Regions from separate parts of the Homo sapiens genome. Here region 1 is linked to region 2. Evidence: chromatin loops called from intact Hi-C (ENCODE). Cell type or tissue: endothelial cell of umbilical vein. All regions are shown on one strand. Links, peaks and the distances in the headings refer to the core of each region. The heading gives the core; the rest is flanking DNA.

Evidence for each region. A loop is a pair of places that touch in the nucleus more often than their neighbours do. Peaks named below come from ENCODE experiments on the same cell type or tissue, not always from the same donor. Only the 100,000 strongest peaks of a DNase experiment are listed, where the experiment ranks them.
Region 1: a loop joins it to region 2, with 14 times the contacts of the local background. A loop is called at or near these places in 7 of 110 quality-filtered maps.

What each region holds. Positions count from the first base shown.
Region 1 is chr6:127,969,886-127,973,885 of GRCh38, forward strand. It overlaps PTPRK (protein tyrosine phosphatase receptor type K), which reads right to left. Exons shown (of 30, transcript NM_002844.4): 28 at 3,779-3,942; 29 at 3,137-3,272; 30 at 1-395. The coding sequence ends at 342. Among named protein-coding and RNA genes, the nearest start is that of PTPRK-AS1, 56 kb to the right of the region's middle. In endothelial cell of umbilical vein, for the core only: no CTCF peak of the experiment used is centred there; a DNase peak (open chromatin) is centred at 2,356; H3K27ac peaks cover 545 bases.
Region 2 is chr6:128,510,752-128,516,907 of GRCh38, forward strand. All of the region lies in intron 1 of PTPRK (protein tyrosine phosphatase receptor type K), which reads right to left. Among named protein-coding and RNA genes, the nearest start is that of PTPRK, 6.8 kb to the right of the region's middle. In endothelial cell of umbilical vein, for the core only: no CTCF peak of the experiment used is centred there; a DNase peak (open chromatin) is centred at 5,300; H3K27ac peaks cover 1,473 bases.

The DNA of each region.
Region 1 (4,000 bases), core at 1-4,000, 540 kb before region 2:
GAACTCATGCAACATGTGGTAGCTGCTCTACTGAAACCATGAGAAAAAAGGTGGCATGTTCACTGTACAAACACCAATACGTTCTCATTTCAATCTGGTTCTTATTAAATATAATTTATGTGGCATGAAATGTTGATGCTTTAATATAGTAATAAAAACTAATTCAGTCCTTTTTATTAAGATACACAACTTCATAAAAAAAATACTTTTACCTCTCAAATGTAAAAGTCTCCCACCCCCCACATTAAAATCTTTCTGCACAAGTGTAACAGGTACAACAGCTGCTGGCTCAATAGATGGACAGGTTTCTTCATGGATGCACTTTAAAGAGTCTCACCCAACTAAGATGATTCCAGGTACTCCAAAGCTACATCATAGCAGAAACGGTATTGCTCCTGAAAGATGTCAAAACACAAAGAGTGAGAAAACTTAAGAAAGAGACTAATGTTGAATAACAGTTACCAAATGAAACTTGACAACCAATTTAGATTACTCAAGGATTACAATTTATTTTTTCTATATATGAGATTAATATCTAGGCATACATATTTTATACTTGAGTCTAATGATCCATTTAAGAAAAAGGAAATTTATCTTAAAAAGACATTTTATCTTTGCCGCATATTTTCTATCAATTTTTTAAATATCTATAATTTTTTATCTGTTTATAATAGTAATATTTGATCATTACAGAACAATTCTGTACAAATATAAAGAATATACACATTCTGAACAAACATAAAGAATGAGAAAAAGAGCTATAATTCTATCATCAGAAGAAATTGTTAAAATATCACCTTAGTTTGCCTCAGTTCTTTTTGTGCATGGTTGAAATAATTATCTTAGAATAAATATAACTATGTATATTTCAAAATATAATTTTAAATGTAACTTTTAAAATTTAACATTGTTACAATTCTTTTTCCATGTTATTTAACATCTTTTAATACCACATAAAAATCAAATATATGTATTGTTTGACTATTAAGTTGCTTTTATTTTTTTCTCTATTTTATAATGCTACAGTGATAAACTGCAAATGTTTTTCTCCATATATTTCAGATGATTTCCTTGAGAAAAAAAAAGCCAGCCATTTTAAACAGCCATTTATGCAATTTCAAGTTCTTAATTTTTGACACTGTTTTTGTCCATCAGAGTATTTAAGCAAATTTTTCAAGAATGGTTAGTGATCCTTAAATTTTGAGCCTACTTATACCTGAAAATGTATTTCTGCTGCCTTTATATGTTTAAGACAACATATTGGCAATAAAATTTTTGAGTTAAAACTGCCTTTCCTCTAAGCCCATCTATGGACTTGCTCCATAATAAGAATTTAGAAAAATTCAGAGACCATATCATAAACTATTACTTATAATATGCAATTCATTTAAAAATTCCCAACTCAGTTCATTCAAGTGGGTAAAATTCAGGCTGGAGAACAGTCTAAAATGCATATTATTTTGGAATAGAAGTTCGAGGTGTCTCCAGCAATAAACTAGGGTAATAAAACTTTCCTTAAGAGGTCTTTATCATTCCAACACTATTCACCAAGTAGTTATGATTCAAATTCACCTACCACTGTGGCGAGTGCATTCAAGGAACCAAAATGTGCCTAGAAATAGTTATGTCTCTTTAAGCAGTCTCCAGCAATATTGCCTTCACTCTAAATCTCCTCACCAAACTCCTCAGCTCAACTCCACAGCTCACTAAACTAATCATCAACACTGATTAAACACAAATCAGAGGGTGGGGTGTTCAGGATTCACGGGACATGAATGTAAAGGAAAATAGTAACTTTTTGGAAGGTCCCAGAATGGCACAGTTTAACCATAGATTTTTTTTTTAATTAAAAAAGGTGGGAAATCAGTTAAATTTGAAGGTAAAAGTTGAATTCTGAAGTCAGAAATGATCCCACTGATGATTTTAAGACTTGACCTGAAAAATGGAGGCAGAGTTTACATCAAGAAATCTTCAAATCGCAAAGTTTAGAGACATAACCACTATTCATTTAGTTGCTAAGACGATCTGAGAGTTCTCCCTCAAAAATCCCTCCGATTCATCCCCCCTTTCTCATCTCCATAGCCAGCACCCCAATCAAAACCAATGTAATCTTGTGTAGACAGCTGCAACAACCCAGGGAAATGAGGTGGTGTAGGGAGTTTGAGGACACCTGTAGAAAGGGTGGAAGTCTGGTACCGCTTGTAAAAGTGAAACAGTACAAACCTAAGTCTTCAGATTTTGTCTCAGGAAGCAACGCAACTCTTGTGCGAGCAATCCATGAGCAGGAAGTGGTGAAATACTTTAAAGGTTTATTGAATTGCTCATTCTAGTTATCTGATCATCTTGATAAATGTAGGGCAAGCAACAATGATGCCTTGGTTTTTCTGGTTTACTTTTCTGTGAGCATACACTACACAGCTGCTCCCAACCTGATCCCACCATGCACATACATATGTGTAACCCACAGATATCTCTCGTTAGAAGTAAAATGTGTTAGATAAGTGTAACTTTCTTTCTTACTCTGCATACAGCTTCACCTAGATGAACTGTCACACACACACATACCTATCAGCTCTTATTTTGTAAGCTATGTTCTGACTTTACGAGCCTTGACAAGCTCAAGTAGCATGATATGAACTGCCCTCTACAGTTGGTAAAAGCTGAAAACTTAACCATGATAGTTTAACCATTTACAATTTGATCAGAAAATGAATGAATAATTATAGATAATGACAAAACTAAATTTCATTGCCTTTTAAAAATACTGGGTGTCTAAGGTACTGATGAAACCTATATCCCTTAGACATACAGCCTTGATATAGGATTTATTCTTCTTATAGGACCATTTACCAAAGTTTACTGCAGCAAATATTTTTTGGCTATAACAGAAAAAAAATCCTACAAATTTCCCAAATTAAATGAAAATAGTTTCATGATTAGCAGTTTATGCAATACGTGATTAAGTGTCTGTGGGTAGAGGGGGATGCTCAGCAATGTATTAATTAGGCAGGAAAGTCCCCACAACGTCTCATTTTCACATCTGATTCCCTATGTGTGTATGAAGTCAAATCAATAAGTAGGTATATGACTAACTAATCTCTAAGATGCCTTCCAAATCTAAGATTCTGTGACTCACCGGGGCTTCCACCATGTTTGGCTTGCTGTTCCTCAGTGTCTTTACTGCATGGAAAACATCGACAACATTTTGCCGTTTCACCATTTCAACAACGATGCCTATAGCACAGAACATGCCACTTCGCCCGCCACCATTTCTGAAAGCAAAGAAAGCAAAGGCATTTTAGATAGCAGCACCAAGTGACCACAGGTCACACCATCATATATGTTTGGGAAAATAAGACATTGTAGTTTTAATTGTTTTCCATTTGTGTCTTAATTTTGCTTTATATGTGTACAAGGCAGAGAGGAGAAAACTTGAGGATGAAATTAGATCAGTAGCTTATACTCAGGAAAATGCTATAGGCATAGATTGCTGCAATCTAGACTTTGAGATTCTGATATATTTGTAAACTGTGTAAATCAGAAGTTGTTACGAGTAGTGTTCCAAAGAGTTTAAATAATATAGCTATATAATAATCAATATTTAGAAAATATACAAAATAAACTTAGTAGTTAATTATAGACTCATGAGACAGGAAGACTGTTTAAAAATAACATCTATGGGAGGTCCATAAGATGCAAGCCAGATAGTCTTTAACATTGAAAATGAGAAAATAAGCACCAAGGCCCCATGAATGACAGGCTGAGCTGCCCTACTCACAGGCAGTGGATAATCGTCCGGCCTTCCCCTTCCTCGCATTCCTCCTGCCACTTTTCCACCTGAAGTATCAGTTTCAAGAATGACCTTTTGGATCCAGGCACTTCTCGATGAGAAGCCCATCCTAGGTACTGAAACTGTTGCACCATCAGATAACCTTCCTGTGGCTGTAGAGGGAAGTGTTTTTATGTAAATACGCTGGGACTACAATTTTTACTAAAAAGT
Region 2 (6,156 bases), core at 1,312-5,311:
TCACTAAGTCAGGTTTATATTTGGAAATATTGTTTCAGAAATTTGGAATACAAGCCAAAAATTTTTTAATCTTAAATAATAATTATATAGATTACTGTTAAGGAAAATGATATATATATAGTATACATTAATATATGATACATATATAGTAAGAACACTAACCTATACATTAAAATCTTTAATTTGAGCTCAAGTTCTTCCTACCTGTATGACTTTGGGCAACTTACGTCAAATGAAGGGGTCATTAATTTCTAAGATCTTTTTTAACACCAAATTCTACAAATTTTTAATGTTAGACTAATTCAATACTGAGACAAGGAAAATAAAATAATGGAAATAATATAAATTCATGCTTTAAAGTAGTCCTTAAAGGGAAAGCCAATAAATAAACACTCTCAGATTAAAAACAGGTGATCTGTAAATGTATACAAGCCTGCCAGACACAAATTGCCTCTTTCCTCTCTTTCTCTTCCACGCTTTCCCACTTAGAGATCACCTAGTGGTCCACAACAGAGAACAATCTGATCCTACTGTCTCTTCCCCATCATCTCCCATCTTCTTTCTTCCCCATTAGAAAGATTACAAACCCTGGGCCAAGCCAATCAGCACACTAACTTCCCCTCAGTCAGAGCCTTAGATTCAATGGTTGGAAACAAGATCAGTGGATTCAAGCACTGTAAACCTTAGAGCCTTATCAGGTGCAACCAGCAGATAATTCACATTTCCTTAAGGGACTTGAACCTGGGATCTTGTTCGGTGGGAGCTGCCACAGCCATCGTGCCTCTATATGGAGCCTAAGAAGCTCCTGGAATACCCTAGAACTAAACTAAGCAGGCAGAGAAACATCATGTCTCAGTGGAATTACGTCAACTTCTAAATCAAGCTCCACCTGAACTGTAGTTAGGAGAGACAAATAAATTCACCTTTTGTTGCAACCAGTCTGGGTTACATTTTCTGCCAAGATGCAACCAAAGAAATGTCTAATCTTTAAACATTTGTGTACATTCATTAACGAATCTTGACTCTACCAGTGACTCATATAGCCACTTGGGACAAGTTATTACTTAACCCCTCGAGGCCTTAGTTTGTAAAATGGAGATGATCCTCATCTTAAAGGATATTGTGAGGATTTAAAATTATGTAAAACACTGATCACAGGCCCTAGCAGGTCATGGGCTCTCAGTAAATTACAGCTCATATTGTTATTTTTGCAATTGCTTTAGGAAAAGCTCTCTTCTCCAACATATAAGAAAATAAATGAACCTAATTATTGCTCATAAGAATAAAAGCAGTACTAGTAAAAAAGACAAGTTCCAGAATTTGGAGTCAAACTAGAAAAAGTAACTGTGAAGTTCTTGAAGATATACGAAAGTGCCCTCTCAGAGTCTCTCCACCACTACTTCTCCTCTAACAGTGATCAGTCTCCTATTAAATCTTTCTTTAAACATTAGTGTCTAAATTAAGTACATATGGAAATACACTGATTTACAGTTCATTAATTCAATAAATTATATATTTTATATTTAAGACAATATAGGTTATGCAGACTTTTATTTACAGTATCAAAAATATAGAGAACGTTGCTATTATCCCAAACTCCAGCTTCTGATCTCATGATACAGCCAACTGTAATGGGTGAACATTAATTTTTACTTCTTGTTTTTTATTAGTCTCTGCCATAACCACGTCATTATGCCAATATTTTCTGAATCACTAGTGAATGGCAAAAACAAATATAGCAGTTGTGATTTAATCAGAGACAACACTGTTGAAACAGCTAGCACAAGTAGACACATTTAGAATAGTAAATGGATAACAAAAAACACTTACAGGCTCATTAATAAGAAGGCAATTAGGTCTTCTGGGAAAATTCATTTTCTAAAAGAATGCTAAAGCAAGCTATAAAATGCAAGTAAAATTGTGTTTTGACATGAATAGTGTACACTGTCTATTACATCATAATTTTTCTCTTGAGAAAACTGACAAGAATCTCTGTTCTTAAATATGAGCACAAAAGATAATAAAAAGAACACCAGTTATATTTAATGCATTCTACCTACCAACTCCCATTCATTAAATTTGACTGTCCTATAAATGAGCTCCTTACTACAAAGATCTTAAATTACACTTAGATGAAAAAGAGAATTATAAAGCAAGAGACTGCTACTAGTAATGTCAGAGGGAATAGTATTTCCTGTATCAACATAACATTATGCTAAAAATGATTTGCATATAGCATGTTTGGTTCCTTGAAGAGTATGTTTATCTTTAAATATTCTTATACAAAATATTCATAACCAAAACTAGTCTTACTTTTAGTCTCTTATGAAAATATTTTTTTTCAAAGTCATCTGAGCATTCTTTTAAAAAGCTTGTATAGTACTGTTGTTTTGATGTGTCTGGAATATTAAATAATAATCAAGTAAATATTGATCAGAAATATACTCCAGGGGCCGGGCATGGTGGCTCACACCTGTAATCCCAGCATTTTAGAAGGCTAAAACAGGAATATCACTTCAGCTCAGGAGTTCGTGACCAGCCTGGGCAACATGGTAAAACCCCATCTTGACTAAAAATACAAAAATTAGCTGGGCATGGTGGCGCACCTGTAATCCCAGCTACTTGGAAGCCTGAAGCAGGAGAATCTCTTGAACCCAGGAGGCAGAAGTTTCAGTGAGCCGAGATCGTGCCACTGCACTCCAGCTTGGGTGACAGGGCAAGACTCCATCTCCAAAAAAAAAAAAAGAAAGAAAGAAAGAAAGAAATAAAGAAAAAGAAAAAGAAAGGAAAAAGAAATATAAATCCAAGGAAATGTATTTCAGGTTATCATTAATCCTTTTGCAATATTCTTGAAATTCTATGGTAAAGTTCATGTGACAATCTTTTTAAACTGAGCTTTCTTTGTCCTAGAGCAGTGTTTCCCAGAATTAAATGTTCCATCAAATCACCTGGGGATTTCATCAAAATGCAGATTCTGATTCAGTAGATCTGGGGTGACTCTGATGATCACAGATCATCACAAATTTCCAGATGATGCTAATTATATTGGTCCATGAACCACAAAATCCCAGGACACCTTGCAGTGAGGAATCCAATGACCATGAAGCAATCAGTCATCAATCCCTGGGTGGGTAGTGAGGACCCTAGAAAGCCTTCCTCTCTACTCTTGAATTTACTGAATGACCTAAGAAAAATCACATCAAGGAACTGTTGCCAGTCTGTCACTTAAGCAGCTGCTAGGTCACCTCCACTATCCAACACGGATTAAGGGAATTTCTGTGGCTGGTCAGCTGCTGCCTTGAACAGCGCTTGGAGAATCGGCCTATGAGCAGCTGGTTAAGGAACAGGCTGCACTGGGAAGGGTTTATATTAATAGATACCAATCTGGAGAAAGATTTATTATTTTATCCTTAAAAGTATAACAGTATAGTATAGTATACAGTATAGATTATATACAGCTTATTTTCCACTTGTTTCTACATCTATGAAATAAAGTAGTGATCTATTTTCACTACTCTTTCCAAAAATGTTAAGTATGGAGTTTTGATACCATCTCTAGATGCCCTTACCTTCTTTCTAACCTAAATGTTTCTACAACTAAGTCCTAGCATTGTTAAGATGTGTGTGTGTGTGTGTGTGTGTGTGTGTGTATTCACACAGAGGACTACATACTTACATCTTTCACATTTCCCAACAAAATAAATACAAACAATAACTCCACTACGCACTATTTTATTTTGCCTTGTTTCTGAATTCCCCTTATTAAAACAATTCCTAGAATGACACCTGTTGGAGGATTCAGCCAGCACTGCCCTGTTCATCATTTTCATTATCAGAGCTCAATAATCATATCAAGTGGAAACACGGATTATTCCATTTAGGACAACTTAATTTGATCCTAAAACAACTGTAAGTGACAAAATAAGCCACTTGTAATTTTTATGGATTATCAACACACGAAGGAGAATGCCAAAAATTTCAACCAGAGTTAAGTGGGGAAATGGCAATGTTCCACGAGAGGATCAATGTGATCCTTAGATCCCAGGCCCAGTGTTTTCCCAGAACCTCAACAATCTAAAAAAAACCTCACGAAACTAAGTTTTAAAATTACATACACTTAGTTTTCATTATTAAAATATTAAATACAGATCAAAAGAATTCCCACAAGAATACAAAAGGAAAATAAACATACTTCCCACAACAGAATCTTCATGAAACTTTAAAAACCTTTTATGTGAAACTACGTTTCTTTAGGAGTATTTTCACAAAACACATTTGCACTAATGTGGAGTGTGAAGTTTACAAACTATTCAGAGTTCACACTGATATCAAACATCATAACATTTTTTCAGTTTTCCAAGGCATAGTTGTATGTAACTTATCTCACTTATCTCAAAATATCAAGCAATGTGGTTCTGAAATTGTCTATCCCCATTTATAAAAGGGAACTTAAAGACTTCAGAAACAGCAACAAATAAATGTTCTGTGACATTAAAAGATTAGTTCATGGATATGCAAGTTTGCTTTTTGCTTCAATTGAAATAAAAAATAGCCTGATTAATGTATTATTCACTTACTTTGTTATCAAATACTGTTTTAAGACCTATCATGAATTGATGTCTTGTACTTTTTTTTTTCAGTACTATGACAAACAGCATGAGTTTTGATTAAAAAAACAAGTCATGTTCAAAAGCAATTACAACCTTTTTAGGCAAAAAGAAACACCATTTGAAGAAGGAACACAGACCAGATACATATGATCAAAGTGTAAAGACTGAGAAGAATACACAGAGGGAAATTTTTACATTGACAGAACTAGAAAATGTGTTTGCGCAAAGGCAAAGGCTGATTTCAATAAACAAGTCAAAAATACCATAGGACTTTTTTCCTCTTCTAAAAATTAAGTAAAAGATCAAAAACACATACACACACTCACACACACACATACACGTGCACACACACAGAATCCCTGTGTTCTTTGTTTTGTCTTTAAGAACAATCTGTAAACTTTCTTGATGCTTCCTGCTCTCAATCTTCCAGCATCTCTCTTCCTGCACTCCATGAAAAGCAAGTAGGGGAAATGGGAGCAGCACAGATCCCTATTTAGCATGATGTTCACTGTCTTTAATACCAGTTTGAGTAGACCTGGTATACTGCACTTTAAAAATATTAGTAGCCAACACACTTTTTCTATATGGAATCTTATCACATGAATTAAATATTACCTTAAAGGCCAGAAAAACCTGTAACAAACCATCATTGCTAGAAATATGAGATTTGGTGGGAATGTTGGCATTAGCTTTGGTTAGTGGATGAGTCATATTTCCAGTTCTTAAGGACATGTACAGCACTAAAATATATTTGGCAAAAACAAAAGGGCTGTGATCTTGTGTATATATATGTGGGGCTCTGTTTTTGCTAGAAAAGAGTAGGAGGGAGTGTGGGAGGGGGCAGAGTGGCAGAGGGGTTGATTTATTTTTGAAATTCACTTTTATGAGCACAAAGAGAAGAGCTGTCAGCAGCACACATGCCAATGTCCAAACAGCAGCCAGACTCTCCTCTTTCCGTCTGGGTAGGCCAGACACAAAACTACATCTCACGACCTAGGAAAATCAAGAGTCAGATGCAAGAGAACTAGAGAGAGAAAAAAAAACAGTCCTGGAAATGTCCAGCTACATATGATTGCTAGTGATTAGAACGTGGAGTTTTAATGAATTGAGGGATCGAGGGATATTTAGCCAATCAAAACCAAAAAAAACTAACAGGCAAACCTTAAAGCAAGCTGGCTCCAAAGTATCTTCCTAGCAGGTAATAAGTATAAGAGAAATTAATCTCACCTAAAGAGACAACAAGGAGTCAGATACTGCTCAGGTGCTGCTTAGATGAGTTACAGCATTCTAAGTGCACATCAACAGGGTGACATGTCAGGAACTATAGACAAAGCAGGATCTCGAGCTGTATTTCCAGGCTCCTATCATACAAGAGAGACAATAGTCCCTCTCTAGGTCATTGATAAGACTGCATCTAGAAAGCTACATATTATTCTCAACACAGAGTTGAAAACCTGAACCAACAGTTAAACAAACAGCTAAAGAAACTGACTAAAAATATTTTTTTCTGTAGTTAGAAATGCCAGGAATGTTAATAGTGACTCTT